2 separate regions of the Mus musculus genome follow, and region 1 is linked to region 2. A link is a loop called in an ENCODE intact Hi-C map of the cell type or tissue named here. Cell type or tissue: heart. All regions are shown on one strand. Each heading gives the region's core, and the rest is flanking DNA. Links, peaks and the distances in the headings are about the cores only. Region 1 overlaps Ptpn3 (protein tyrosine phosphatase, non-receptor type 3). Region 2 holds the start of Ptpn3 (protein tyrosine phosphatase, non-receptor type 3).

What was found. Hi-C counts contacts between places; a loop is a spot of excess contacts. Peaks named below come from ENCODE experiments on the same cell type or tissue, not always from the same donor. Only the 100,000 strongest peaks of a DNase experiment are listed, where the experiment ranks them.
Region 1: it touches region 2 in a loop (2.1-fold over the local background); 3 of 42 quality-filtered maps call a loop at or near these places.

The regions. Positions count from the first base shown.
Region 1 is chr4:57,242,301-57,257,694 of GRCm38, reverse strand. It overlaps Ptpn3 (protein tyrosine phosphatase, non-receptor type 3), which reads left to right. Exons shown (of 26, transcript NM_001384115.1): 7 at 2,726-2,778; 8 at 7,667-7,787; 9 at 8,950-9,037; 10 at 12,632-12,720. Among named protein-coding and RNA genes, the nearest start is that of Gm12536, 50 kb to the left of the region's middle. In heart, for the core only: a CTCF peak has its summit at 6,897 (motif pointing left); no DNase peak of the experiment used is centred there; H3K27ac peaks cover 528 bases.
Region 2 is chr4:57,294,170-57,309,563 of GRCm38, reverse strand. Ptpn3 (protein tyrosine phosphatase, non-receptor type 3) reads left to right here and starts at 9,195. Exons shown (of 26, transcript NM_001384115.1): 1 at 9,195-9,283. Gm12536 (a long non-coding RNA gene) reads right to left here and starts at 9,825. Exons shown (of 3, transcript XR_003955208.1): 1 at 9,254-9,825; 2 at 6,861-7,793; 3 at 648-2,401. In heart, for the core only: CTCF peaks have their summits at 8,767 and 9,618; DNase peaks (open chromatin) are centred at 7,733, 8,733, 9,243 and 9,633; H3K4me3 peaks cover 3,455 bases; H3K27ac peaks cover 1,915 bases; H3K27me3 peaks cover 1,815 bases.

The sequences.
Region 1 (15,394 bases), core at 3,073-11,072, 51 kb after region 2:
GTAGCGAATAGGAGTGAGTTAGAGCCATTTCTGAGACCGTGCTACTAAAGAGATTTGTCTTTTCTCTGGGAGGAAGCGTGTTGAGATGAGCACCTGCCCGTGAGTCAGCACACCGGGTATATCCAGGCCATTTCAGTGCTTAGGCGGTATCTGAGAGTGGCCAGAAAGAGGATTAAAACCCCAAGTCCAAAAACTCCTGTCTTCCAAATCCTTAGTATCTTCTTTGCTTTTCTCTTCTTTTTTTTTTTTTCTTTTCTTTATTTTAGTTTTGGTTTTTCAAGACATGGTTCCTAGAGATAGAATGGATGAGTGTGTATGTGCATATGTATGTGCCCATGTGTACATGTATGTACAAAAGTACACATTTGTGCAATTGGTTCTCTCCTTGCACCTTTACATGGGTTCTAGGGATTGAACTTGATGCACCAAGGAAGGCATTTGCAGCAAGCTCCCTTACCTACTAAGCCCTCTTGGCTGCCAGCCCCTTAGCCGTTTTTTTTTTTAACCTTATGGGGAATAAAATGGCAGCAGGAAAATGGCCCATTTACTTCAATTCTCCTCATCCCCACTACCTCCTATGAGTTTAGTTCTACTGTAGAGGGTCATCAGAGGCCCTCAGCCTGCCACGTCACAAGGAGGCTGGCAGTTGTGACTCATGACTTAGGACGGGAAGCCCATGAGGCAAATGAGACCCATATGGGCAGTGGGAGTCACAGTTGGCCTAGGGTTTCAGGAGTGCTGTGGGAGTGACAGTTGGCCTAGAAAAGTCTCTGTGGGGTGCTGGGCATAAGCCAGGTTTAGGATTAGTGGAGAAAAGAGATTCCCCTGGACAGCAAGAAGGCTTCCCCATTCCAGCTAGAAGCCATGTGTGGTTGACTTGTAGGAAAACAGAGAGAAGGGGCTTCTCGTGCCCACTGCAGACGTGTGTCTCACACCCACCAGACGGATGGAAGAGAACAGCTGTGTGGTATTATAGAGGCCGAAGGTTGTGATAAGACATCTGTCTGGAGGGATGGTGGCCGTGCGCACTAGGGCTTCCCTATGCTACAGTCCTGCCAGCCGGAGACAGGAGCCTCCTCGAAGGGGCTGGCTTCAGAACAGTTGACTGCTTAGTGATGACAGAGTTCAGGATCATCACGAGTTCTGTGTGTCCCTTCTCCAAGGTAGCAGTCGTCCATCCCTTCTCCAGCACAAACCATAGACCAGGTGCTGAGGGCTCCTCGTGTGCGAGATAACCCTATGTTGAAATGCCCAGCTCCCCTCTTGAGCTCTTCTTGGCAGTCACAGAAACCTGGTCCAGGGCTCCCTTATGGGCAGGTGCTTTGTTTTTTCCATAAATACTGTTTTCGCATCCATTATGAGGCAGGTTCTATCCCAAGAAACCCTAGGGCCCGTCCGAAGATTCAGAGAGACACAGACGTTACTCATGGGCATCAGGGGCCTTCAGATAGGGAATGCTACCTTCAGATGTACCTTCAGAACCAGTGGGAGTATAGTGGACAGATAGAGAAACAACTGGGAGGCCAACCAGCTTACACTGGCAAATGGGCTGACTCATATGGGGACTTCATGGCTGCCATGCCAACGGCATGCTCTCTCGACTTGCCATGGGACTGGAAGATGCTTTTAAAAATCTTGTCGCCGGGCGTGGTGGTGCACGCCTTTAATCCCAGCACTTGGGAGGCAGAGGCAGGTGGATTTCTGAGTTCGAGGCCAGCCTGGTCTACAAAGTGAGTTCCAGGACAGTCAGAGCTACGCAAAGAAACCCTGTCTCGAAAAAACAAAAATAAATAAATAAATAAATAATAAATAAATAAAAAATTTTCTCGTCTCAGTGTTTGCTCACTTTCCCAGGCGCTGCCCCTAGCCTTTCCCAGCTTGGTTCTTGCATTCAACAGTGGCCCTTGCTGAAGCCGGCAGAGCTTCACAGAGCCAGGTTTGAATGGAGAAAAGAGAGCAATAAAGACAGGTAGCGTCACTGAGAACAGGCGTTTGGGAGGACTGGGAATAGCTGGCATCGAGAACAAACCCAGGCCAGGTTAGTGGATTTCTAATGGATAGCAGGGAGACAGAGATGGTTGAACCTTGTCAACCTTAGCAAGAGCGGTGGGTTTAGGAATAGTCAGTAGTTAGTGAACTAAGTAATTTAATTACAGAATTACAGACGTTAAAATACAGAATTCTTCCTCCTACCTCCCTATTTTTTCCATTTTAAAGGTATCACCATCCAGTCTCTAGGACGTAGTCAGAGCCCTACAGAAAGTCTCAGATTTTTATTATTTATTAGAAGGATCGGAAGGCTGCAGATTTATCTCAGATTCTACCTTTCTCACTTCTCTCAAACCAGAAGTTTCTTTTTTTTTTTTTTTTTTTTTTTTTTTTTGGTTTTTCGAGACAGGGATTCTCTGTATAGGCCTGGCTGTCCTGGAACTCAGTCTCTAGACCAGGCTGGCCTCGGACTCAGAAATCCGCCTGCCTCTGCCTCCCCAGTGCTGGGATTAAAGGCGTGCGCCACCACGCCCAGTTTACATTTTTTTTTTTTAATCTCCAAAAAACTCTACTGTATTCCTAGTGCCACTCGAGATTGATTTGTATCGGAGTTGCCTTGAAGATTCAATCACGTTGTTGATTAGCAGTTAATGGAGAAAAGAAAGCCCCGGGCTACCTGTGATTTATCAATGTCTGTGGTTCTTCTGACTTAGCTAATCCTTCTTTCTCCCGACAGGTTAACCTGCCCTCTCAACTCAGCGGTGGTTCTAGCCTCGTACGCAGTACAATGTAAGTCCTGAGGGAGGTTGACTAGGTGGTGGCTGGCTCGTTCGAGCCACCCTATCACTGGCTGCTCACTGAGGAAGTCTTTTCCTCAAGATGCTGGGGTGGGGTATATATATCTCTTGTTGTCTTAACGGTAAGACTTTTGACCTGAGCCACACTCTCGTCTTGCTTGGGGATATCAGATGGACAGTGGTGTCGGGGGAAGGAATGGTGTGGCATTTCCCCCTAGGGAGCTATGAAACAGCAGACAGATACAACCAGCTTTTTTCCAGAGCCTCTGCCCAGGTATTTGGATCTGGTCTCCGTACAAACCCCGATGGAACAATATTTATATCCCTCACCTCCTCTGAACATGGAAACCGAGCCCTGGCTAGGTTAAGGAATTTGCTGGAAGGCACTCCTGCTGCTTGCTTGATACCTATCTAAAATGCTACTGAGAGCTTACCAATTTATATTCAGAGCCTCAGTGTAGCTATTGGGTTATACACTGGTCTATGACAGAAGATCACAAGTTCAAAGTCATCCTCCGCTCCATAAGGCCAGCCTGGACTACATGAGACGCTCCTTTAAAAGTCTGTGTGTGTGTGTGTGTGTGTGTGTGTGTGTGTGTGTGTGTGTGTGTGTAATTTGAAGGTTTTATTCGGCCCATTTAAATATTATTTTAATATATAATCAGCATAAAAATGAATGAGCTATGGGTGTGTGTGTTGTTCTGTTGTGTTTTGCTTTGCTTTTTAACTAAATCTTTGAAATCCAGTCTTGGTTTTGCAATTTCCACACTTTTCCACTTGAACAAGGCATACTTAACTACAGGTGCCACGGTGGATAGGAAATCTGGGTAGAGTTTTCCAGCTAAGATTTTTTTTTTTAAACTACAGAAGTCTCTTCATCCTGTCAGCAAAACTTAATAATTAAGCATACTTGGTGTCAGATCCTGTGCACGGTGAAATACCACTTTGCCATTCATTAGCCCTGTGGTGCCAGCCCAGAGCTCCCTCTTGGTTGTATAGCGTCATATAGTTTAGCATAAGACTGAGGAGTCCCCTCTGTCTTTGCAGAAGTCTCAGCCCACAGCATGGCAGGTAACTAAGAAAGCAAAATAGTCAGGTCTCAGAGCAGGTGCAGGCCAAATTACCCATCTTACTGTGGCCTCAGAAGCAAAATGGAGAGAGAGAGAGAGAGAGAGAGAGAGAGAGACAGAGACAGAGAGAGAGACACAGAGAGAGACAGACAGAGAGAGAGAGAGAGGAGAAAAGGAAAGGAAAGGAAAAGAAAGGAGAAGGAACCAAGGAAGGAAAGTCAGTCAGACAGACAGACAGACACACACACTTGGGCTACTGGGGAGGCCCAAGCTGTGCTTCCTCCCTGAGCAACAAGAACAGAAACAAGAAAGGAGGTGAAGAACAAGCCTGATGGGCCCACAGCTTACCTGCCTACTGCATGGAGCCAGAGAATGGAGGAACGAGGATGGTGAGGTGACCCCATGATGTCAAGCATACAGCAAGGCTCCTCACTGCTAAGACACACTCAGCCTCAGCTCCATCCCACCAGCCTCCTCTTCTCGTGACAACGAAAAACTCAGAAGAGGTTGCCCTCTGGGACACAGCAGCGTGTTGCATCCACTGGGAAGGACATGAACCAGGAGATAGGGCACCAGCAACAGATCAGAGAAACTCTTCCATCCAAGTCCAGCCTAGTGAGCTGCTAGGTTTTTACTTTAAACGAGTATGGCTGACTTCAAAAAGCACTGCATCACCAGAGTCCCACCCAACATGAATGACCTCCCCAAACTGCACAAATGGAGCTGCCCCTTCAGCTAACATTTCACCTACTGTGTACCTTGGCCCCTTTTGAGATCAGGGAGAGATAGAGCAGTAAGAATGACTGGCCGGAATAATTCTCCTTACTGTTTCTAGAAGGGAGAGTTATTAGGCTCTGCTTTGTGAGGCTCTGGGACTGTAGTCACAGCTGCTATGATTAAGATGGTGTCTGCCCTGTCATGACACAGAGCCGTGATACATAGCCCGGTGTCAGCGTGTCCACATCAGTCTCTAGATTTGTGGCTCCCATTTCTTCTGGGCTGATGAGTGACAGAGGCAGGGCCTTCTCACATTGAAGCCAGGGCTGGATGTTCACTGCTGGAGCATCTGGGCTGAGTGGCAAGAACTTGAGGATGGAGAGAACTGTGCTTGGTTTAACCTCGCCCTGTTCTTTTGTCCCTGTACTATCACCTGGCTGAACCTTAGGCTTCCCACCTGTGAATGGAAGCGGCTGGTCCTTATGCAACACGGCTGCTTCAGATTAAACAGTGCACTTTAAGGTGGCCTGTAGCCAAAAAAAATCCCTTAATATTGAACCTACACTGACCGAGGCAGTGAGAACAGGGATGGAAGCCACGCTCTCTGGGTCTTAGCTTTTCCTCTCATCTGCATGGCTTGACCTTCCAGGCCTCATGTGGCGAGCAGGACCACGTGTCTGTTCTGCTTTGTAGGGCTGTAGGGAACAGAACATGAACCACCGTATGAAGCACTATTACCGTAGTCTGAACTCTTGGCGTCTTCTCCTGCCAGTTCAGAAGAAAACTGTGTTAAGTTGTGTACGAGGTGGGAGAGATGACTCCTTGCATCAGAACGCTTGCAGCCAACAAAGCCCATCAGCCTGAGGTCAGTCAGGAAACCCACAGTGAAGGGGGAGAACTGACTCCTGAAAGTTGTCATCTGACCCCCACAGCTACCATAGAGAATAAAAAGTAAATGCAAAAGTTGCCTATGATAAGCAATAAGCTGTAATTAGAGAAAAATGGAAGGCCTACATGTAAGACATCCTGTTCCAAGCTTCTGCCCTTGGGCTTCCCGCTGTGGAGGATTGACAGAAGAGCCACTGAAGACAGTCCCAGAACCTAAACGGCAGAGCTCGCTGAGGCCGGAAACTCAACATTGCTGTCCTACTAATAAATCATGGGTCGTCAGACAGACGGCTTGAAGTCTAAGTTCTTTATATTCCTCTAGCCTTGATAAATGAATATGCATGTATTTGCATACTCTGCATACATGTTTTGTTTTGTTTTGTTTTGTTTTTGAGACACGGTTTCTCTGTGTAGCCACGGTTTCTCTGTGTAGCCCTGGCTGTCCTGGAACTCATTCTGTAGATCAGGCTGGCCTCAAACTCAGAAATCCGCTTGCCTCTGCCTCCCGAGTGCTGGGATTAAAGGCATGCGCCACCACTGCCCGGCCTACATACATTTCTTATAGGACTGATTCTGAGATATATTGATATTCCTCTAGCCTTGATAAATAAATATACATGTATTTGCATACTCTGCTAACATTTCTTTTAGGACTAATTCTTAGATATAAAATTAGTGGCTCAGAATGTATACTTAGTACCTATTTTGTATGATACATTCTGTCAGGTTGTTTCAAGATGGTTGCCTAGTATTTAAGACCTATCTGTGATCTGCCAACCTAAGCAGTTTCCTATTAGATCAAGAAGTACAATGTTCAAGATAGAAAATACTTCCAGCCCAGTGGCTCAAGATTGCTGCTAGCTAGTCAGGGGCTTATGAGGCACAAAAAGGAAGGTTTAGGAAATATGTAGTTACTCTATAATGTTCCCGAGCCTCTGCCACGAGCAGACTCTATACCAGCCTCAGGTTGAAGGGAGCTCTGCAGCCTCCTGAGGATGAGAAAGAGTGTGTGGGCGGGGAAGGGGGGCTAGAAAATTATCAGAGGAGTGAGCCCCAAGAAGAGGCTCCAAGATGAAGTTAGAACAATGGCAGATGGAGGTCTTGCCCATTGGTCAGATTGATTGATCGATCGATCGCATGAAACGTGGGTGCCTGGGATCACAAGCTTGGGGCACGTGTTCAGCAGACAGATAAGATAGGACCTGTGGTGAGAGCACAGGGACTCAGTTTGTACCTTTTGTTCTGTCTCCTTGTCTGTTTATTATTAGAGTCACCCATGTTGTGTAGGATGGGGGGGCATTTGCTTAAGCCCTCCAGTGATGTGACATTGTCGACACTGTTAGCAGCCCCCCCACTCCACCCCCAGGTTCTTGTAAATGTGTGTGGCTGTGGCTGTTCACTGTTTCCCCCTAGTGGTTATCCCAGAACCCTGTGCCAGGGTAGCAGCATAAGATTTCAAGTGAAAAACTGCCCCGAGGGGAAGGTTCACTGCTCTCACATTGATCAAAATGTTTGTCAGTGACATTGCTAAAGCAAGGAGCTTATAGTTTACTCCTGTTGAATGGAAGCTGGGTGAGTATGGCTAGTTAACAGGACAGACGAGCAAGTAAATGATTCAGAAGGCTCTCCTTGAGCTATCGAAACCAACAGGAAAATTAAAGAGGTTTCTGCCTTAACGCTTGGAAAAAGTATCTGCAGCCCCTTGTTGGCCTTTCTAGGACATCAAGAAAAGTCAGCAGCTCACTGGACGGGCAGGCGGGAGATGCAGCGCTAACCTAGATCCCTGTCACCTCGGTCTTTACTCTGTCTGCTGAAAATAGCCCGGGTTAGGGCTCCCTTGTCCCTGGGTCTCCATTTCTTCCTCTTTAATGGGGACCCTGATGAAGATATATTAATGCATCCTCACTATGAGCCCTTGTAAGAGCATCCCAGTGGTATCTTTTTAAGCATACTATTGTGAGTTTAACCACCTTGCCCCTCACCTGCCACACCCCTGCACTTACTTGGAATTTAGCCCTAAGTAGAAGTTCGAATTAGAAGCATGGGGTTGGAAGCTAATGAAGAGCCGGTTCTTGTGGCCCAGAGATGATCAGACCTGTTCCCATGGAGGTATCTCTCTCTTGTGATGTAACCGATGCTTGTTGATAAGGACCACACTGCAGAGTTGAGGCTAATCATGATTTTCCCCTCGTTGTATCTTAATAGCTCATTTTGGAGACTTTAATTCTTCAATACATCATCCAGGCTATCTTGCCGACAGCCAGTTCATACCAGATCAAAATGATGACTTTTTAAGCAAGGTGGAGTCACTCCATGAACAGCACAGGTGCGGGGACTGGGGGGTGGATGTGGGGGGTTGGGGGAGTGGGGACTGGGCTTAGGAACTCAAGCTCGCTCGGTATTTATAGATAACCTCCCTCTTTGTGTTTGATGCCCCCCTTGCCTTCCTGTGGTTTCCTGTATGTTTAACCTGGGATTGTGGCAACTGTATATTTAGCATCAATTGTGCCTTTTGTAAAGCATAAAAATGCTGTAGGAATTGAGGATGTTAGCTGGCCTGTTCCTCCTCCAAGATGTCATCGCCCTTGGTTAATTCCTTAAGGAGATGCCCGTTTTCAATCTGATTGATTGGCCTCCAAGCTGATAGAGCCAGGCGTACATTTTAGCCGGTTACCCCATGTAATAAAACAGGCCATTCCCTCTGGTGTTGTTGAGTGGAGAGACGGCTGGACTGGCGAGCTGACTGATGGATGGGGTGGGTGGTCCTGGATTGAGACTGCTATTCCTCCACATGGGGAGTTGTCTTCGGACAAGCTTTGCCTCTACCAAATACTTCCCACTCCCAGCCTCTTCTTCCCACTCCTCACGTGACCCAGTGCTACTGTGGCAGCTGCTCTGTTCCCATTAAATGAAAACCACGCTGACCCAGGCCAGCCCTCCAGAGACATCTCAGTTCTTGGGAAGGGCCATAAAAACAAAGGGCAAGTTAGCAGCGTACCTTCTCAGAGGGTGCCGCCAGCCCTTTCTCCCGGAATTGCTCCTGGGACAGAAGTCAGCATCCTAAAATAGCACAGGGCCACTGGCTTTTGAAGCCCGAGGCCACTGTTGAGAGAATAGACAGGCAGAATGATCAAAGATTACCTATTAATTGAGCAACATGGTACGATGAGAGGGCAGGCATCTTGAAAGGTGATAGACAGTTTTCACTGTCGGGAGACCTCCGGAAGAGCCCACCAAGTGGGAAGATGTCTTAGTAAAAACCTAGGGGTCCAGAGGAGGTCAGGTTCCATGGACAAGAAGAAAAACCTGCTTCATTAGCATTTAAAGCTAGAGTGCTTACGGGGGACTGGCCCAAGGCACTTAGTAACTGCTAATAACTTACAGAGGACTATTACAACATTTTTTTCCAGGTATTTTTAACTTTAAAAGCTCAAGGTTATATTCTCCACCTATTGGGTGAGTTTTGCATTTCCTCTTTTCTTCTGCAGTGGGCTAAAGCAGTCGGAAGCCGAATCTTGCTACATCAACATAGCTCGAACCCTTGACTTCTACGGAGTGGAGCTTCATGGAGGCAGAGTATGTACCCTTTAGCTCAGAAACTATTTATTATTTTTAATTATGTAACTTCGAAACCTTCCTTGGGGGATTGTTTCCCTCCCGTTATCACAAACAAGATCTTTTTAAAAGCTATTTAGGGGCTAGAGAGTCGCCTCAGGGGTTTAAGACACTTGTTCCTGCCGAGAACCTCCAGAACCCACATGGAGGTTCGAAAGGTGCACAGACATACACGCTGGCAAAACACTCACGCACACGAAATAGTAAAGAAAACAAATATAATTATTTTTAAGAGAGATACTTGAATGTATCCGGGTCTTATTGGCCATTCAGTTGATGTTTTCCCCACACTTCTGAGGGACCAGGGTGTGGAAGACTTACAAGCTTTCAACATACTGAATGATGATGGGTTTGAGGGCTGAAGCTGTCTCTTGGCTGGTAGAATGCTTGTCTACCATTCATGAGGCCCTGGGTTCAGTTCCCACCAAGGAGGCAAGAGGATCGGAAGTTCAAGGTTATCTTCTGCCACCTAGTGAGACTGAGGCCGGCGTGTCCCCTCATCTCAGATGTGGGGAGGGGTGGTGTTTACTTCCATGGATGCATTTCATTGTATTTTGTTCATGCTTAACCTCTCGTCACCCTCCCCTGTCTCTCCTCCCCCTGGCCCCCCTTCTCCCCTCAAATGCTCCCTCTTCTACATTTACACGACTATAAATCCATTTTTAAGTGGCTGTTGGCTGAGCCAAGGTTTCTACTACATCTTAAGCAGTACTCAGATTAGAGCTGGCTGCTCAAATACAGAAACATGTATATGTTTGTGTATGCTGTGTGTAAGTAGTGTGTGTGCTGCTTGTGTGTGTGTGCATATATATTTGTAGGTATAGCTAGATGCAAGGTACATAATGACTGTGGAGGCCAGATGTTAGTCCCCTTATCGTTCTTTTTTTTTTTTAAGATTTACTTATTTATTTTATGTATGTGAGTGCACTGTAGCTGTACAGATGGTTGTGAGCCTTCATGTGGTTGTTGGGAATTGCATTTTTAGGACCTCTGCTCACTCTGGTCAACCCCACTTGCTCCAGTCGGCTCCACTCGCTCAGGTCAACTCCTCTCACTCAGTCCCTGCTAGCTCCGACCCAAAGATTTATTTATTATTATATATAAGTACACTTTAGCTGATTTCAGACGCACCATACAAGGGCATCAGATCTCATTACAGGTAGTTGTGAGCCACCATGTGGATGCTGGGATTTGAACTCAGAACCTTCGGAAGAGCAGTCAGTGCTCTTACCCGCTGAGCCATCTTGCTGGCTCTTTTTTTTTTAAGGAGTGCATGTCTTGTACCTCACTTCTCATATACTCCCTTTTAAAAAAGAACTATTTATTTATTTTATGTATATGAGTACATTTTAGCTGTCTTCAAACACACTAGAAGAGGCCGTCAGATCCCATTACAGGTGGTTGTGAGCCACCATGTGGTTGCTGGGAGTCGAACTCAGGACCTCTGGAAAAACAGTCAGTGCTCTTACCTGCTGAGCCATCTCTCCAGCTCCCTCCCCCCCCCCCCCCCCCCCCCCCGAAACACACACCTTTATCTTTTAAAACATGTATCACTGAACCTGATACTCACTTCCTGGCTGCCCAGTAAGCTCCAAGGATCTACACGCATCTCCATTTCAGTGCTGGGATTACAGTCATGCAAGACCGTGCCTGGAGGCGAGGAATTGGAACTCCAACCCTCACATTTCCACAGCAGGCACTTGATTGCCTGAGCTGGCTGCCAGCCCTATTCAATTATAATAGTTTTGTAGAAGAAATTATGGTGGCATGATTGTGAGATTGATGAATAGTTTACATTGTTATTAGTTTAGAAGACTAATACATGTCATCTGCTGGGCAAACTTCTGTGTCCGGGTAGACAGTTTCTTGCAATCATTCCATCACCTAGGGGATAATCACTTTTCCCACCTTATAGATGGGAGACTGATTCTCTGGTATCACAAAGGTCACTCAGCACCTAGGAGGTCAGTGCACGGGCTCAGCACTGGCTGTCTTAGTCACCTTCACTGCTGTGAAGAGGCAGTTTATAAAAGAAAACATTTGTTATAGCTCATGGTTCCAGAGAGAGTTCAGTAGTGAGCATGGCAGCAGGCAGCTGAGAGCTACATCCTGATCAGTAAGCATGAGGCAGAGAGTGTGTGAGACCTAACTGGGAATGGTACTGGTGTTTTGAAACCTGAAAGCATGCCCTGCCCCCAGTGACATATCTCTTCCAACAAGGCCCTGCGCACGTACATATGTGTATTTTGTGAGTATGGAGGCCAGAAGTTCATCATGAAAGGAAGCCTGGTGGGGTTTTAGCCTGGTGCCTTGTGCAGATACTTAGGACTTCCTCTGTATCAATACCACTTCCCTATCCAGTCTCTGTATCTCTCTTTGTTCCTGAGTTACTTGTAAGTGATGGCCCCACCCCAATAGAAAGTAAACATTTGTTATACCTGCCAAGTGCCCATGCATATCCACAGATCTGTTATTTATTTTATGTAGGTACACTGCGGCTGTCTTCAGACACTTCAAAGAGGGAGTCAGGTCCCATTACAGATGGTTGTGAGCCACCATATGGTTGCTGGGATTTGAACTCAGGACCTTCGGAAGAGCAGTCAGTGCTCTTAACCGCTGAGCCATCTCTCCAGCCCCTGTCTGTTCTAGGCTCTTATATTCTGTACTTTAAGCCTGATACAAACCTTTTAGGGGGATCCAAAAATGTTTATAATGTAAAAAGGGGAATTGGAGGGGTTCCTAAGCCCTGGATAACATAGGCTATGAGGGGAAGGCCAGCAGGTCATACTCGTGACTGGCCCTGCCCAATGTTTGTACTTAGCCATACCTGATTGGAAACAGAAATTATGTGCGACTCAAGGAAGCAGCTCCGTCCCTTTGAATGTTATTTGCTTATACTCAAGTGGATTTAAAACCGTTTTAATCCTCTCCGTTTTCCTTCTGTGTTTGTATAATATATGGCAGTGCCAGGCACACAAGCCCTTAGCCAGTATAATTCCATTGGATTCATAAGTAACATTTGTTTCTTAATTGGATTTAGAGTCTTGTCTACATGTGTAATCTTTCTTCATCATTTCACAATAGCTAAAGCTTTTTCAGTAATTGAAATTGAGATTTGTACGGAGCTATATGTGGGAGAGGCCTGTTTGAGTCTCATGTGGGTCCCAAAAGCTGATGTTTGAAAATTCAAGAGTGTTTATATGTGACTCTGTGGAGTACGTAATCATATCTGGTAACTTCCTAAACCAGGTATCATGCCGCGCGCGCTTGCACTTGTGTGTGTGTGTCTGTGTGTGTGTGTGTGTGTGTGTGTGTCTGTGTGTCTGTGTGTGTGTCTGTGTGAGTGTGTGTGTGTGTGTGTGTGTTTGTTATGTGCTGTTCACTTTAGAAGAACTAGGTACCAACTACTTGGCTGCAAAGCAAGATTTTTTTCCTGTGTTCATGGCGTTCCCCCTCTTGAGCGGACGCCGCATACTGCTATTTATAAAAGCGTGGGTGCTTTAAAGTTAGCAGAGTAACACACTGTGAACCTGGACGCTTCATTTGTCCCCTCAGGATCTGCACAACCTAGATCTAATGATCGGGATTGCGTCTGCAGGCATTGCAGTCTACCGAAAATACATTTGCACAAGTTTCTACCCTTGGTAAGTACAAACACTTCATATTGTCTGAATCATGCTATAAAAATATGCCGAGCAAAAGCAATGCTAGCTCTAATTTTAAATTTTTATTTCTGAAGAATGGCTGGAACTCCACAGTACTCCCCCCTATCCCTCCCCCTTCCCCTCCCCCCAGTCCTCCAAGTTTTAAGCTCTGAACTCTGAATTTGATCCAGATTGGGCACTTGGAAGAGTTACCTTTGGTTTTCATTAACTTCCCTCCAGTCGTTGTCCTGTGGTTCGGCTAGTTGGTGGATCCATGACATAAGGCAGGTCTTGTTATTGAGAGATCCTCCCATCCTCTTGTATGTGTATGGAATTAGTCCTAGATTCTGGTAACCCTGCACCTGCAACTAGTACTAAGTGTGTGTGTGTGTGTGTGTGTGTGTGTGTGTGTGTGTGTGTGTGTTGGTTTTTTTGTTTTCTCCTCTACATACATGCCTGTGGTAAAGTTTAATCCATGAATTATGTCAACTAAATGGTCTCTCTCTCTCTTAAAAGAGTCAAGGCCGTAGTGTTTTCAAACTGTGATTGACTCCAGGCAACTGAATGTATAGAAAACAAGAGTTGAAGTGGGCGAGGGGAGACCCAATTGGCTTTTCAAGATGAGTTTGAGTTTACTGTGCCCAGGCAATGGAGCTTTCTTTGGGAAAATATTATACCACCCAGATGATACATTTTAATAAATGATAATATAAGCGAGTGCAGGCAGGGGTGGGGCAGGCTGAAGAGAACATGTGCTGCGGGCTGTGAGAGATGCGGAAGTACGCACATGCAAAGAAAAGCGGCCACACGGAAATTTATAGACAGGGCGGAGGAGATTTGGGTGGCAGAGTTGTGGCAGACTAGATTTGACATTAGGTTTACGCCTGTTTCTCAGTTTGACCACTTAGAACTTCACAAATGGAGACAGGACAGAGTTTATTGCAGCATTATTTATAACAGGGACAAAAACCTATAAATAAAGTTACAGGGACCTTAACCATGATAGCAGCTGTCATATTATCGAGTGTTGGCAATATCCAAGTCGCGTTACTCTGTATTTTACTTACCTCACTCAAGCCTTGAGTAAACCGTTCTTATCCCTGACTTCTCCGCAGAGAACGCTGTAGAACAAGGAGGTTTGTAAGACCTGTCAGGCTCTGCTGCTAATAATGGTACATTTGAAAGTCACATCCAGTTTGTCACTCCAGACGTGTTTTATATTCTACCTCTCTTAGCTGTGTTTGTGGGGACATGCGTAAATAAGATACTTACAGATACTGGTTTTCGATTAATTTTATGTATATTTGATTTCCAGCAAAATGTGCCATGGTCCTGCTTAGTTTTACCATAGAATCAGTCTGACAGATAAGACCTTCTTGAGCCCTCGCTGGAAGCAGGAAACCCCAGCCACGGCTTCACCAGCTGGGTGTGGCCTGCCGAGTTCTCTGGGCCGCTTGGAACAAAGGACCAGGCGGTGGGCGCGGGCCTGATTTTCTCTAAGTGCCTCTAATCCTCTAGTTCTGTAACCCAGATGCCACCGGAGTCTAGTTCCATGTGTGGCTGAATCTACGAGGGTCCCTTAAGCAGGTTCTGAACATCACATTTAGAGGCAGATTTCGGTCCCTTAAGGATACTTTAGATTCCTGATAAGGATATCTGATTCTGGATATCCTTAAAGATATCCAGAAGCCAAAAACTTCACTAAGCAGCTTTGTAAACAGAAGCCTTTGCGTCAGGCCTGACAGGGCCTCTCGGCACACCTCCTCAGGGGCTCGTTCTGATCATCTTGGTTATTCTTCAGCTTCAGACTGGCTCCAGTGAAAGCCTGTCTCTGATGCCCGTGCTCTATTACCTACTTTTTATAACACTGTGACACAATAATAGAAAGCAGCGACTCAAGGGAAGCAAAGCTGACTCACGGTTCAGAGGATCCAGAATGCCGTGCAGGTGACGTGTGGACACTTGAACGGGATGGAGTGTTCAAACACAAGCACCTCAGACCCCAACTCTAACAAGGGAGACCAGTAGAGGTCAGCCCTGGAGAGTGAGCAAGGGCAGGGTACAGAAGGGCCCAGAGCCTACAGAAGTGACTCTAAAGAGAGCAGGCTTTGGCCTCACAGTGTACATTCTAGAAAGAAGGTACAGAGAGGGAACAGGGAGAACACAGTGGTCAGTCCAGGGTAGGTGGGTGATTGAGGCTAGAGCATGCGGTGCCTTAGCCAGCGACTAGAGAGCGACTTGGCCATGGAGAGCCTCACAGGACACCAGAGTAGACGTAATGGTAGATGCTCTAATGGGAGCAAGATTCTCCTGCATGCAGTGGTCAAGAGGCTATGGCTGTGGGCATCATTTGACACCTGTCTCCTTCGTTAGGTTGTACATACCCAGGTTGCAGTACCTCCTTACTGTCTTGTTCTTTCTGTCCCTGGGACCTGGCACAGGACTTGGTCCCTCTAGACACACAGTCCATTTCATAGTTCCTGTGACTGAAGGGCAGTAGGCAGCCTGATGTAGGACTTTCAGTCTGGAAACCACATCTGCATCCTTCAGATTTGCTCTAGTGAAGAACACAGTCAGAGAGAGAGAGAGAGAGTTGAAAGCACTGAGCAGAACCCTCTGAACCAGGGGCACCAGCAGGGCCCCCCTCCCCATATGAAGCCAGTAGTGCACAAGC
Region 2 (15,394 bases), core at 4,279-12,278:
GCACCGACTGCTCTTCTGAAGGTCCTGAGTTCAAATCCCAGCAATCACATGGTGACTCACAACCACCCATAATGAGATCTGACACTGGGTCCACCTGAGCAAGCGGGGTTGACCAGAGCAAGTAGAGGTCCTAAAAATTCAATTCCAAACAACCACAAAACCATGTGTACAGCTACAGTGTACTCACACACATAAAATAAATAAATAATCTTTTTTTAAAAAAGAAAGAAAAGCCAAGAAAAAGGAAAGAAAGAAAGGAAGGAAGGAAGGAAGGAAGGAAGGAAGGCAGGCAGGCAGGCAGTCGATGGTTATGAAGTGAGGCAGCCCTTCCTGAAGGGCCCTCTTCTCACTTTCACAGAGCAATAGGAAGCCTAGACAGGAAGATCAGACGTGATTGTCCTGCCTAGGTTTTCTCAGCCTCCAGATCCATGCCATGGCAACAGAAGACAAAGATGAAGAAATGGGAGAGTGACCTTTTCTGATGCTACTACTGGAGAGCTGCATCTTGGGAGGCAAAGCTAGGACTGAGGAGGAGCCATGTGTGTGCTTGGACATCCTGTCCGGAACCCTAAAAGCCTCGTTCAGCCACGTCCCTTCCGTGAAGACGCGTCTTGAGAACTCCGCTGTCCCCCACAGTACACGAGCCCTTTAACTCCACACGTGACTCGTGTTTACAGAGGCACCGCTGGACAGCCTGTTTGTACCGAGATGCAATGGATGCGTGTCCCATGGAAAAAATGAAAAAGCCATCCCAGCAGGACGCCAGGGCGCAGTTGAGGAAATCCTGTGATGTGTCATCCGAGCTACGCTAGAAGGTCGCCAGAGCACTGGGCAGCCCAGCAGCGGCTCTGTTCTTGAAATGTCACCAGGAGGTGGAGCGCTCTGGGCACAGATCAAGTTTCTGGTGTCTCAGGGATGAACTGGAAAGCCAAAAGAGCTGAGTTCTCAGGCGATGTCGCTGCCTGAATGTGAGTTCCCACTGAGGCCTGGGCACCGAAGTTCTCCCACTGGCTTCTCCCACCACGGGGCTGGACCAGCTATGTCAGGAAAACATCGTTCCTGCCCCCGAGGTGACTGTGGCCATTTTCCTTTCTCTTTTATCCTCATCCAAAGCTCTGTTTCCTGTTCCACCCTTCAACCATGTGAGTTTCCAGTGAGGGTTAAGAGGGCTTGAGGCAGGGCACCCTTCCAGCACCCTCTCCATGACTGTGCCCTGATGTAGCCTTGGCATGTCAAACAACCAGCGCTTTGCTGTTGGGTAGTGGAAACAAAAAGCAAAATATTTTTGCACACACACACACAAAATTTACACATTCTTCCACAATTGTTTTCCCCAGAAATACAACACCTTTATTGTTAAATAGGCTAGAGATCACGTGGTACAAAATTCAGAAGACACCAAAACGTTTAGTGTAAATGGTAAAACATTCACCCTCCCTTCACTGACTGGTAGGGTTCCTCCTACCGAGGCAAGGGCCTCTCTGAGCTGTTTTTCTGTGTATCCTACGTACTTTAATAAGTTTATTTTAAGGTCCACTCCCCTTAACAAACATCACCCCTGTGACTACTACCCTCATCACTCCCTCCTCTCCTGTCACATGATTAGCTGCTATTGGCCTCAGAAGAGGGAGCCAAGGTCAAGGGCAGAGAAAGCATGACATCTGGGAGTCTTGTCTGTAGGGGATAGCCCGCCTCCATCTCCTCTTCCTTTCCCCTCTGCCCTTTTGCTTGGTGAGGTTAGAGTATGGCTGGGAACCTTGAGAAACCATTCTCTCTGGGCGCTGGAAAGTGATAGTACCCATTTCAGGAGGGATCACTGCTTAAACATGACAGCCATGCATAGATGAGGCTTCCTTCCTCTGGTTTCTCTGTCTCGGTTTCTAAAACCTCAATACATTAGGTTTCCAGAGCAGGTCTCCAAAGTCCTTCAACTTACACTTTTGCTTTCCCAAACAGCAGCAAATTCATAGGGTCTAGTATGGTCTGGTTTTATCTGTTCTAAGATTCATGCCTGAGGGGCCTCAGGGGTTCCTGAAGGCGCAAGCATCCTGAGAGAAATGGTCAATGCTCTCTCTCCCTATAAGGACAGTCTGGAGGTCCGGCTGCCTTTCTTGTCAGGGACAGCTGCTCCATGATTTTCAACTTTTTATTTGAGTCTGTAATCACTGTCAAGTAGGCCATGATCAGCATTTACCTTTGGATATGTTGACAGGTGCCTTTAGCTGCCAGGAAACTGGTCATCTCTGACAGGAGATGGAGTCCTTCCTGGGGGTGCTGGAGAAGGCTCTTGTCCCAGCCCTCAATGATAATCTCTAATTTGTTGTCTGCCTCTTTCTCCAAGGTTTCAGGCTTCCTTCATGTATAAATGCTCCCCCAAGTGTACCAGGATTGGCTGCTTCTCCTGTTAGAAGATTCTCTTCTTAAACCCGGTGTGAATAACTCCCTCTTAGTCTTTGTTTAAGTGAGTAAGTTTCTCAGTTATGTATAGAACTGCTGTTTCCAGTAGCCCAGGAAGGCGTTAAACCACTATGTAGCTGAGTATGACCTCGGGTTTTGGTTGTTTTTGTTGTTTGTTTGTTGAGTCAGAGTCTTACTTTCTATTCCTGGTGAGCCTAGAACTCACTATGTACAGAGGCCAGAATAATTTTGAGCTCACAGAGACTCATCTGCTCTTGTCTTTTGGATGCAAGGATTAAAAGGGTGTATCACTAGGTCAGGCAAGCTTGACTTTTGAATCGCCTACCTCTGTCTTCAAGTGCTGGGATTATGGGCACATGTCAGGCAGCACTATGCCTACTTTTATGCAGTGCTGAGCTGAGAAAGCCATAGCCCTCAAGCTTCCGAATGCTGTGACCCTTTAATACAGTTCCTCATGTGTGGTGTGACGCACCCCCCCAACCATAAAATTGCTTTTGTTGTTACTTCATAACTGTAATTTTGCTACTGTTATGCATTATAATGTAAATATCTGATATGCAGGATATCTGGTATGCAGCCTGCAACCCACAGGTTGAAAACCACTGTAATGGAGCCCTGGGCGTGTTAAGCAAGCTCTCTTGTGGCTGAGTCATATCCCCAAGACTTGCTTATCATCCCTCCTAGCTCCCTGCACTAGAAGACATCATCCAGAGGAGGGGGTGGTGGTGGTTTTTGTCTACTGACGCTGGTGTCTCCTAAATGCGTAGAGCAGTGCCTGACACACAGTAGATGCCTAATAAATAGTCAAGTGAATGCTCTAGCTTTGAGGGGTCCTGGCTGATGAACACTTCGTAACTGACACCTGACTGCTTCCTCCTTTCTCTTTTTGGGTCAGGGACTTGCCACCCACAGCCACCACAGGGGAAAGGCCTGCTTGGTTCTCCACGTCTTCTCACTTCTCATCACCTCTGAGTATAACCACTCTTTCTCTCTTTCCGCATTTCTTTCCCTTGCCAGCTTTAACACTTGATTCATTCCCCACCCCCACCCCCGACAATAGAAGAAACCAAGCTTATTTTAAAACTAGAGCCTGTGAGCCCAAAGGACATCTTTCACATATATAAGATACCTTCTATAGCTGACTCTTTTACCCTAGATGCAATAGGAAGCCCCGGCCACTAGTCACTTGCTTGGGCAGCTCATTTGTCTTCCTTTGTACACCCATCCTGCTGGAATACAGGAAGCTGCTCTCGTCCAATCATTCTGACCCACGCAATGGCAACCTTCTGTAGTTCAACCCGGTGATTTTAGTCTCAGTGGAGGCCCTCCAAAGCACAATGCTTGTAAGCCTTATTCTTTCCTTGTGCTCCATCAACACCACTTACCCGCCCCTCTCTGTTCTGGAACCCCTCATGTGCTTACATTAACAGCACAAATAATTCATAAGCATTAGCAAGTCAGCGGGGAGCCCCGCCAATCAATCACTGTCCAGATTTCCTGAGTCTTGATGCGAATGACTGATGGTCTGTGGTGCTTTTTCCAGTAAACTCTTCCCACTAATTCTCCTAAACAATGGCTGCTCTGCAGTATTGGGCTCTGGATATTCTAAACAAATGGTGTCTTCCTGGGGAGGCTGCTAACTCTGCTTGCTTCTCATACTGCTCGGGCACCTCTCCTCCATCAATCTGTTCTATTACTAGAGGTGAACTTTTAGCCTGCTGCATATCTTCTTCTGTCATGAAATCACCCCTCAGTTTGTCGTTTGGGGATTTTTTTGGATTTTGGGGGCCAGCACCACTAAGACAAAGAACAAACTAATTTATTTGAGCTTAATAGCAACTGTTCCTGGGGTCCCTGCATTGCTCCAGCAAACATCAGCAGGACTATTGAGGGGTCTGTGGACTGTGTGTCTTTAGTGAGTTGTTACTCTGCCCCCCCGCCCCAAATGACTGTCCAGGGACACCATCTATCTACATGAGTCCCTTTGGGCCTGGATCCATTCTCCACGGCTCAGTACAGTCTTGTTCGTAACTAGGCCCCATTTGCTGGCTAAATTCAACGGTGAAGATTACATGGCCATCCAGAAACCCCATTCACGTAAGATTGGGCGTGTCGACTCTTAAGATCACCTGTCGTTCAAGCTAATAACATCAGGCCAATCCAGCTGCACCAGATTAAAGGGCTGGACTTTAGTATTTTGGCCCCGAGAACAAAACAGTAACAGGAGACCAGAAGGGTAAAAGTAATCTGCGGTCTACAGAGCACATCAAAGGAGGGTAAGCAAGGCAGACTAAAAGGACAGTCTCCTCTACTCATCAGTCGCACGTGTGCGCGTGCGTGTATGTGTGCGCGTGCATGTGTGTGTGCGTGCGTGCGTGCGTGCGTGCGTGCGTGTGTGTGTGTGTGTGTGTGTGTGTAACAGACCATAAAACCTGACACCCAGCTAGGAGGTCAATGGGCTAGGCTTCAGATCCTCCCCAGTGTCACCAGCTGGGAGCCCACCCCTGTCACCAGCTGTGAACCCACTCCCAACTGCTTTCCATGAAACTTGAGTTTAAAAACTAACAAAACCCAAACCAACTGTCAAGACTGAAGAAAAAAAATTCATGCAAAACATTGGCCACATTTGAACTTAATCACAACGGATTAGATACATACAAGACGAAATTAATTTTATCTTAGGGGGGAATTTTCTTCATTGTGTTTTTAAAATTTTGCTTGTTTTCTTTTTAATGATTTATTTTGGTTTATTCGCATTGGTATTTTACCTGCATATATGTCAGGGTAAGACTGCTGGATGCCCTGGCACTGGAGTTACAGTTATGAGCTGCCATGTGGGTGCTGGGAATCGAACCCAAGTCCTCTGCAAGAACAGCCAGTGCTTTTAAGGGTTAAGCCATCTCTCCAGCCCCTCTTTGTTTTTTTCTTGAGACATGGTCTCTTTATAGAGTCCTGGAATTTGCTATGTAGATCAAGTTTGCCTAGAACTCACAGGGACCTGCCTGCCTCTGCTTTCAATGCTAGGATTAAAGATGTAGGCCACCATACCTAGGTCTTTATGTATTTATTATCACAAACGTAACATCAAGACATTAATCATTTTAAAAAACCAAAAACTAAAATGTCGAAGGTGGGCATGGTGATGCATGACTTTAACCTCAGCACCCAGGAGGCAGAGACAGGCAGATCCCTGAGTTCAAGTTCAGCTTGGTTTACAGAAGGAGTTCCCAGAGTTCCCAGAGAAGGAACTCTCCCAGGAGTTCCCATAGCCAGAGCTACACAGAGATACCTGATAGGTTGGCTATTTGTCTGCCAGTGAAATGGGCCAATTCAAGCCAGATTAGAATATATTAAAGGCAGGTTTAATGGGAAAGGCTCTGGGGGGGGGGTGAGTTCACTGGCCCCAAGGACCTAGGGAAGTCATGGAGTGGGGGGAGGTTAGGGGGAACAGAAAGACAGAAGGTGTGTGTGCAGAAAAGGAGGAAGAGAAGAGGGAGAGAAAGGGAGAGGGAGAGGAGGGACGGAGGGAGGGAAAGAAAGAAGGAGAGAGGAAGGGAGGAGGGAGGGAGGGAAGGAGGAAGAAAGAAGAGGCAGACCAACATGCCTGGATTATATAGTGAAGAGCCTCTCGGAGAAGGGCAGGCCAGCTGGTATGCTGGAATGTTTAGAATTGGGGGCAGGGTATGCCAGGTAGGACTGGGGGATGCTGGGAGAACCTGGACGCCAGGTATGTTTTGGTATGTAAAATATGTACCTTAGTCCCTTGTCCAGGGGTCGGAAACCAAACAAAACCCTGTCTCCAAAAAAAAAAAAAAAAAAAAAAAAAAAAAAAGTCACATATAAAACAACAACAAAACCACTTAGGAGTTAGAGGATAAATTTAAGGGAGAAAAACCAACTCAAACTCCCCAAACTTTATTATTATTGTTATATAGTCTTGGTTTTGGTTTTTAGAGACAGGGTTTCTCTGTGTAGCTCTGACTATTCTGGAACTCTATAGATCAGGCTGACCTCAGACTCACAGAGACCCACCAGCCTCTGCCTCCCAAATGCTGAGATTAAAGGCATGGACCACAGTGCCTGGCTTTAAAACTATTATCTGCATTCTTAGCAAGTGTGTCCGTGTCACCTTTCCACAGTCAATTGTTTTCAGCTTTTCCACTCATCGTTGTTTTCATGTTGCAGTATACTTTCATAATTTCATTTTTTATTGTGTGTATGTATGTATGTATGTATGTGTGTGTGCACACATGTGAAACATCAGAAGACAAGCTGCACAGTTCTCTTCCACTCTGACAGGTCTTGGGGATTGACTGAACTCAGGACAGAAAGCTTGGCTGCAAATTTCCTTACCCACAGACCCTGTAGTAGGGACCCAGCAAGATTTAATTGTAATAATTATTTCAACCAATGTATCAGAACACAATCAGTCATTACTCTACCTTTGAACATCCACTTGTTTCCAGTTGGGCATGTATAAGAGTGAGTTCCAGAAGAAGCCAGGGGTACACAGAGAAGCACTTGTCTCGAAAAGCGAACAAAAAAAAAATTTAATTCGTTAAAAAATAACTTTTAGAGCTTTTCAATGAAGTTCTCAGCTATTTTCCAGCTCAAATCTGAGAACACTGCTTTAAGCAGTGACAGCAAAGAAATGGTAACGATGTATTCCAGCAGGCTTTATTTAAACTGGACAGTTCTAACAATTCCCAGGTCCCTCACCTTAGCAGTCCAAAAAGTGTTAAAGGATGATGGATGAATGATTGAGATAGGCACTTAAGAAATGAGTCTGGGACAGGGCTTAGTTCACTGGAAGACATTCGTGCTTACTGTGTGCAAAGCCCTGGATTCAAGCCTCATCAAGGGGAAAAAACATTTAAGGTGGACTGAATAAATTCCCGTTCTTTCTTTTTTTTTTTTTTTTTCAATTCCCCACACTCCCCCGGATCCAAGCGTAGGCATTTGTATTATTTAGGGCACAGAGAGCGCAAGGCTTTGGTAGCAGATCACACAGCAGCTGGTAGAGGACACTGTGTTCAGTCAGCTGTCTCTGAATTTCAAGTCTTCCCACCATGCTTGGGGGAGGAGGGTGACCCAGTACTCCCTGCAGGGAAGTAGAAGACTGACGGCCAGGTGGGACTCAGTGGGCAGCTTCGCCAATCCCTCTGGGGGTTCTTCCTTCCGGACGCTGGGCTCCCATGGCTCCGAGCATGCCCAGTGCTCTCCCCGCCACTCCGAAAAGTGCTGCCCTGGCGCCCGAGCTCCAGGTTTTGCGTGCGATCCTAGGCGGGGCCAGGACAGTGCAACCCCTAGGACTCCGGGCTCTGTAGGAATTCCCCGGACGCGAGGTTCTGGCGGCGCCTGCAGCGGTGCACTACCTTGGGACAGAGACCGGGATCTAAGCCAGGAAGTCAGGCACGGCTGAGGGTCTCGTGGTGACATGGGAACAAAAGGTTCTCGGGATATCTAGCACCCAGGTCCGACCATAGAATCCTAACCATCTCTCCATCCTTTTGTTATCATATTCATTCAACAAAACGTTTTTAGTTCTTACTGGAAGCCAAGCGTCGTTTAGAGGCTGGGTCTCTTGAGAGGCGGAGTTACCGAGCTGACACAGAGGGGAGGTACTCCTTAAGGGGGAAATCTAAGTCGCGAGAGACAGCCGGCAACATACTCCAGCAGCCCCTCCGCTCGCCCTTCCGTTTCACGGGCACAAAGCTTGCGCTCGTTTTGTTTTGAGGTTTTTTTGTTTTTGTTTTTGTTTTGTTTTTGCACCGGCTTTATCGTCCCAAGAAAGCTTCCTTGTTTAGCTGCGTGACTGAATGGTATTTGTCACCTGATCTGGTTGTTCCACCAGCTCTCACCGGGCCACCCCCTATCTTTCTTGCCTGGCTCCTTTCCCCTGTTCTTAGAATTTATCACCTAATACCCTGCGTTGTTTACGGACCTGTTGTTTGTTGCGAGAAAGTCCCTTCTAAACTCCCAACAAGGGGCAGAGATTTTGTCTATATATTAAGTGTGAAGAACGTAAGTAACTGTTGAATGGATAAGTGATACATGCTTGGAGTGCGGTAATGGACTTGGAGAGGGAGCAAGAGGTCAGGGCTAATTTAGAAAGGTAGCCAGAAAGGTCTCTCCTACAAGAGGCACCTGAATGGTGAGAGGGCTCGAAACACCAGCAAAGCAGGGCAAAAGACGTCCTACCTCGAGGGAAAGGCAGTGTAAAGGTCTCCAGGCGGGTCAAGTTCAGAGGGTATGATGGGGAGGAAGGTGCAGTCGGAGCGCAGGAAGACAGGTGTGGGAGGAGGCGGAAGAGGCCGGCTGGAACGCCCGCCACTAGGGGCCCTATAGGCTTTGGGAAGGGCTAACCTGCCTGGTGTCCTAGGACCAGCAAAGGAGCCCTGCGACCCCCAACTCAGCCACGGAGCCGCTGGAGTCAGCGAGACCCCCAACTCAGCCACGAAGCCACCGCGCAAGGCTCGCTGTCATTTCAGATTCGTTGAGCGCCAAGCCCTTGCCATTCTTAGGCATGCAATCCGGGAAAGCCAGGCACACAGTAGGTGTTCAATAAATGCTAAAAGCACGAATGGCTGCGTGCGTGAGCCAGGGGACCTGGAGGTCTGCGGGAGTTTGGCAGGTGGTCTGCGGAGGCCAGTGGCAGCGTCCCACGAGTTTGCCCCGGGCCCGCCCCTGTCCCGGGTCCCCCGCCCCGCGCGCGGGCCCGTCGCGGCCACAGCCGGGCCGGCGGGAGCCGCCCGCGGGCTGCACTGGGCATGCTCAGACGGCGGCCAGGTCGCGGCGCGAGCGAGCTTCAGTGCCGCCCGCCCGCGCGACCTACCTGGGCGCCCCGCGCCCCCGGATGCTGCAGGTATGGGAGACTGGGTCCTCTGCGGGGAGGGTCGGAGCGCGGGCTGCTGCGATCGCGGACACGCGGGGCTTACCCAACCCCCACCCGGTCCGGGGCTCGGCGGACACGCGGGAGGACTAGCGGTTGAGCTGGTAGCCCCAGGTCTCCGCGCCACGTCGGGCATCCGGGGGGCGCAGGCCCGGATCACCTGGCGGGGCTGGGGCGGGGCGCGGGCGTGGGCGGCAAAAGGCTGGGCGTTCTGGACGCAGCGGCGCGGGCGTGGGCGTGCGCTCCAGTCTGGCCGAGCCCTGGGCTTGGCGCCGAGGTATCCGCAGCCCGGCAGAGGGGGCGCACCGCTGCGGGGATCCAGCTCTCCGCGGTCCCCGAAGCTCAGCCACCCGGGGCGAATTCCCCTTCAGATTGCAAAGATGGCATTTCCTGGGCCTGGCACGAACTCCAGTGCCAAACCAATCCGCCCCGTTCCGCGGGCGACCGGGGTGGCTTCTCTGGTAACTTGCGGTGTGACACTGCTGCGTTGTGCAGGGAGAGAGCGCGCCCGGAAACCCCCGCCCCCGGTTGCTGCCTCCTAAACTTATTACGAACTTGAGGGTTGCCTTTAAAAAATTCATGAGAAGTTAAGATAACTTGACACCTGGGTGTTCCGTGAAGGTACAGGGAACTTGTGGTTGGGAAACTCTAGACCTAGGTTCAAGTTGGGCTCTTCCCCTTGGCCAGCTGGTGACCTTGGACGAGTCGTTTAACCTCTCTGATCCTCCATTTCCTCCACTGCACGCAGGCAGCAATAATGCCCACCTCGCCTGGTTGGTGGTGGATTAAGTAGGATAAATGGTGTGGAGGTGTTTGGCTCCGTGCCCGGCATAAAGCAAGCGAGCAGTTGGCGTGATGTGATTTTAATTCAGTTAGAGACCCTCATGGCTCCCATTTTGTCAGGAAGGTAGAATTAGGCAGTCATTTTCTGGGTCTGTGTTTGTGCCCAGGAGAACGTCTGCTGAGGCTTTGAAAAAAGCAACTCCACAGAGCGGTGGTGAGCTGCTCTTGTTTAATGGCAGTCTTTGTGAGTTCCGAAACTCCAGAAGTTGACACTCGGGCCTCACAGAAAGAACTATTTTTGCAAGATGATCCATCTTGCAAATGTCGAAGCGGATGAATTGGAAATCCTGGTTGGGAAAAAGATGCATATTCTGCAAAGCTCTCATGCTTAACCTTATGTTTTTGGATTGGGGAGCGGGGGTCTCTTAGCTTCTCACAGCGGGTTTGATCGTTCTTTGTGGTGGCTGCTCCTTGTGCATTACAGAGTGCCCAAAAGCCTCTGCTCAGTAGGTTCCAGTAGCAGCCTGCTTCCGACCGTGCCTACCAGGAATGCCTCTATATAGTGTCTGGGTTGAAGTGCCTCACCACCTCCACCCCTCCCCCACCCCACCCCCCGTGTCGTCCCTCTTTCCCCTTTTAGTAGAATTAACTGAGTGAGATAGCCTCCGCCTTCTGTGTAACCTAGGCTAAATGAGGATTTCATCTGGACTTTTGTTTTCTTTTTTTTCAATGATAATATCGAACCTTTGCAGTCACCTTGCAGAGCTGTGCTAGGTATGTGGACTATCTCATTTCAGTTTTACAGGTCTCCCTCTGAGACTGGTGTCACGATCCCATTTTATAGAGGAAGACATTGAGGCTCTGAGCAGGCAACTGTACCGTCCTGGGTATGACTGGGATGGAGGAAACCATGCTTCTGGTTCTGGGGGCAGAGCTTTTTCTTCTGGATAAGACTGCCATGTGTGTCTTACACAGATGTCTTTCCCGATGATTAAATCAAGATCTAGATTGTATTGGAAAACGGAAGCCTTCCTGAGATTGACTAGTTGAAAATTAACAATGGTAAGCTATTTTCTGACTGAGAGTAGGCCATTCTAGTTAAATATTCTAGTATATGAGCGCTCCCATAAATCCCAGCACACAGTTAATGGAATACCAGTCTGCCGAGAATTAGAATAGAATAAAACATGCCTATTACTCTATATTGATCTGTGTTGTCCCTGGTGATTTGTCTCATCCACAGACTAGTGTATGCAAATTAGACCTGAGTGGCAGACTGGAGGTTACTGAGGGCATTTAGAAGAGCTGAGGCATGTCTATGAGCAGATGTTTCTGTTTGCAGATGCAGGGCTGTGGGTAGGCAAACATGGTGAATAAGCCAAGGGACCCCCCCCCCCAACCTGGAATCCAGGGTATCTTTCATCCAGCTCAGGTCAGATCTGTAATGGGCCTTAGTGTGACTCTGGACTCCCAGCTAACCAAGATCTCAGCTTGAAGCCCTCACTTTACCTGATCTCACAGCAAAGGTGTGGTAGTTTTTAATATGTTTGTTGAGGTCTCGACTCCCTGCCAGTAAGACAAGGTCAGAGACAGATCTTATCCCAGAAAGAAATCGAGGTTGTAGGTTGGCCGTTGGTCTCAGTCCTGGGATGGGAATTGCTCTCAGTTTTTGTTGGCTGTGACCTGGAAGTTTAATTACAGTGTTGTGCCCTCCCCTCCAACACACACCACACATATGTGAGCTGGCAAAGGCAGTGAGAACAGAAGTAAGAGGACTCATTGTGGCCGTCTAAGCTACATACAGGTCTGTGGGTGCAAGAGGCACTGTTTTCTAAGATGGGTCTAACTTGCTGGAGGAGCCCAAAGACGTGGCATACACTCTTCCCTTTCAGTTCCCAGGGACTGGCATGTTGGGAAGGGATCGGTGATTTGTGGTCCCCCCTCTCGACCATAATTACAGGGCTCACTCTCCTACATCAGTCAATTCCTGGAAAGCAAAGCCTGCCCCTTTTTCTCTCCTCAGGCTCTGCCAGGGCTGGAGTGCTGGTGGTACCCTAGCCTGGCTCAGCTAGTGGGTGTGTGGGCCAATCCTCTGGGACCTTTCCCTCATTTTGCAGATGAGAGAGGACTGGGTCATATCCACATCGCTCTTGTCCGGGCCCAGTGACCTCAGGCTCTGATCTCACAGAGGTCTCCTAACTCTTTGGCAGAGGAGACTCCATGAATCTCTTTGTAGTGCCCCCCCCCAGCCTCCCCCTCCCCCCCGGCTGAAATCCAGAAGTCTCAAATTTATTTCTAGAGTTTCTGCACCCGAAACCATCTCTACCTCCAAGTTACCTGGCTATCTATCCCAAGGCCCTCCTAAGTGCAGATCCAATAGCAAATGCAGACTTCTGTGAAGTCTCTAATATGTGTCGGGCCTAGAGACTAGAAGATGCTGCAGAGCTAGAAGACGAGCTGGACTGTGAACGTGTGCACAGTGGGGTTGCGAAGACCATGTGCACATGCGTATGTGCATCTATCTATCCACCCATCTATCTCCTGAGTGATGTGAAGGAGGATCAAGTTGGATGCAAGTGATGACAGCCATAGTGTGTTTCTTTTCTCATTGCTGTGACCAAATACCTGGCAGACAGCTTAAGGAGGGCGGGTTTATTTTGGCTCCCATGGTATAGTTTACTGTGACAGGAAAGTCTTCGCTGCAAGGGCTTCAATTACTTGGTCAGGTTGGATACACAGTCAGGAAGCAGGGAGAGGCGACTGCTCACTTTCTCCCTCTTATGTAGTCTGGGACCTGGGATCAGGGGATGGTACCACTCACATTGTGAATGTTCTTCTCACCTTTATTTAACCTGTCTAGAAAATGCCTGGCAGTCAGGCTTGCCTCCTGTGTGATTTTAGGTCCTGTCAGGTTGAAGGTCCTTATTAAGCAGCAAGGATGGCTGTCAGGAAAAACACACAGGGAAGGGTACGGCTTAGCACTTGCATTATGCCTCCAAGGTGGTTGGCATGCAGAGTAATGGGGGTTACTTTCTAGTTGCTGAGTCAGGCAGGCCTCACTCTGTGTAGAGCTAACCGTTAGATTTTCTTTCTTTCCTCTGCATTGGAATAACTTGTGTCAGAGGTGCTTCTCGGGTGTCTCTTATTTCGAGTTAGTATGGCCTTTGCTGGTCACCGGACGCTGCCTGAGTCCTCACAGCCACAGTCTGGCCACTTTGCCTCCCCAGGAAGGCTGCTTGGAAGGCAGGTGAGAGCTGAGCTTGTCTGCCCTGCATGTCTCCTTCAGTGGGTGTCCTCCCACCGATGGAGACAACAGAAGTGCCTGCTGGGCAGCTACCAAATGGAAGATCACAGGAGACCTGGTGGCTTTTTCTCCCTGGTGCTGTGGGGCTCAGCTGACAACATTTTTCCTGAAATAAGGCTGGGCCCTGTCCGTCCGTCTGGTGAAAACGAAGGTTGGCAGGTGTTCTCTCTCTTTAAGAGAAAGCCCGGAAGGTGTTTGGGTAACGAGAGAGTGGAGTTTCTGAGGCAGTTTGATGGTTTATGTGCAAAGTTAGAATACAGGCTGTGGAACTGGGATAGTTCTGGAAACCGCAAGCCCCTGATAAACTGTCAGTTTGCACATGCTTGAACAAACATGACTGCAGCCATGGACTTTCAGTGCTGAGTCTCTGCTACGGCACCCCTCTCTGACTCTAAGGTGTAGCAACTCCTCCTACCGAGTCCATTTCACAGACGCATTGAACAAACGAGGCTGAGAGATGGGAGTGACTTCCCAAAAGGCCCTGCAGCGTGCTGAGGACTGGAACATGCATCTGTCCCTAAACTGATTCTTTGCCTGTAAAGTGAAGACTATCATAGAACTTATGTCCCTTAAACAGGCTTTCTTAAGGGAGCTAATGATCTGGGACATGAAAGTCCCCTCCCTTGGGTATGGGAGTCCCGGAGTCACTGCCGAGTAGCTTCCCCATGGAGGGAGGCCTTCTCCCAAGTCAAGGCTGTGAGTGCTCTTCCTCAGGACTGAAGAAAAGCAGGATTCAGACTGGAGGGCCTTGCTGGCTGGGTGTTGTGTTTATGAGTGGAGACAGGCGTGGGTGTGGGGTGGAGTCCTGGCCTCTGTACCCACCTCCCTTGGATGAGTCAGCTTTGAGGGCCGGGCCTGAGAGGCAACAGCTCCCTGGCAGCCGTCCCTGCCCACTCGGCACATGGTTTGACCCCTTCAGACCCACCACATCCCCTCCCTGCCTCTGGTTGGCAAATGCATGCATGTGGTTTGTAGATCATTATGGTGTCAGGGGGCAGGAGAAACACACAGATGGTGCTTCTCCAAGAGGCAGCTGTCACCACCACCACCACAGTGGCCTCCACATGTCCTGTCACCCGTCCAGTCTATCGCTTCTAGGGTAAGGACAGATCCAAGCTCAGCTCTTCCCTTGGCCCCGATCCACCTACTCTGGCCTTGAGCTTCCAGCCCTGCCTCATGGTCCTGCAGCCTGGGGCTGACTGGGTTTGCAAATGGCTTCCTTCCACGCAGGCCAGCTTAGTGTGGCTTGGGATGTTCAGGCTATCACAACCTTGCCGTGGTAGCCCTGTTCACAGTGGCAACTTTATGGTAATTAGCCTGGTTTGTATTAGTACCTGTCTCCGTGTCTGCCCTGGGAGCCCTGCTACAAAGACAGAGTAGATCTCAGCCCCTCTTTTTGCCATCCTTCCCTCCCTCCCTTTCTTTAAGCTTTGTTTTTTAAATTTCTTCTGACCTAGTCAGACCTAAAGAAAAGTTTCGAGAACACCATGAGGAACACCCCCAGCCCTCATGACCATTTTATCCTATTTATCATAACCCAGTGTGTAGTGTTTTTCCTTGGACATCACTATAGTACACAATTTATTTTACTTTTTAGTTAGAGTGCAAAGACAACAGGTTTTTTTTTTTTTTTTAAAGATTTATTTATTATTATATGTAAGTACACTGTAGCTGTCTTCAGACACACCAGAAGAGGGCGTCAGATCTTGTTACGGATGGTTGTGAGCCACCATGTGGTTGCTGGGATTTGAACTCTGAACCTTCGGAAGAGCAGTTGGGTGCTCTTACCCACTGAGCCATCTCACCAGCCCCCGACAACAGGTTTATAACCTTTCCATACACTAGCACCTTGCTCAAGTTGATTAACCCTCTTCCACCTCTCCCGGGCCTCTTCTCCTCTTCTGCTGGTGTCTTCCTTCTTCTGCTTTCATTGTTTCAGATGTGTGTGTGTGTGTGTGTGTGTGTGTGTGTGTGTGTGTGTGTGTGCTGGTTCATGC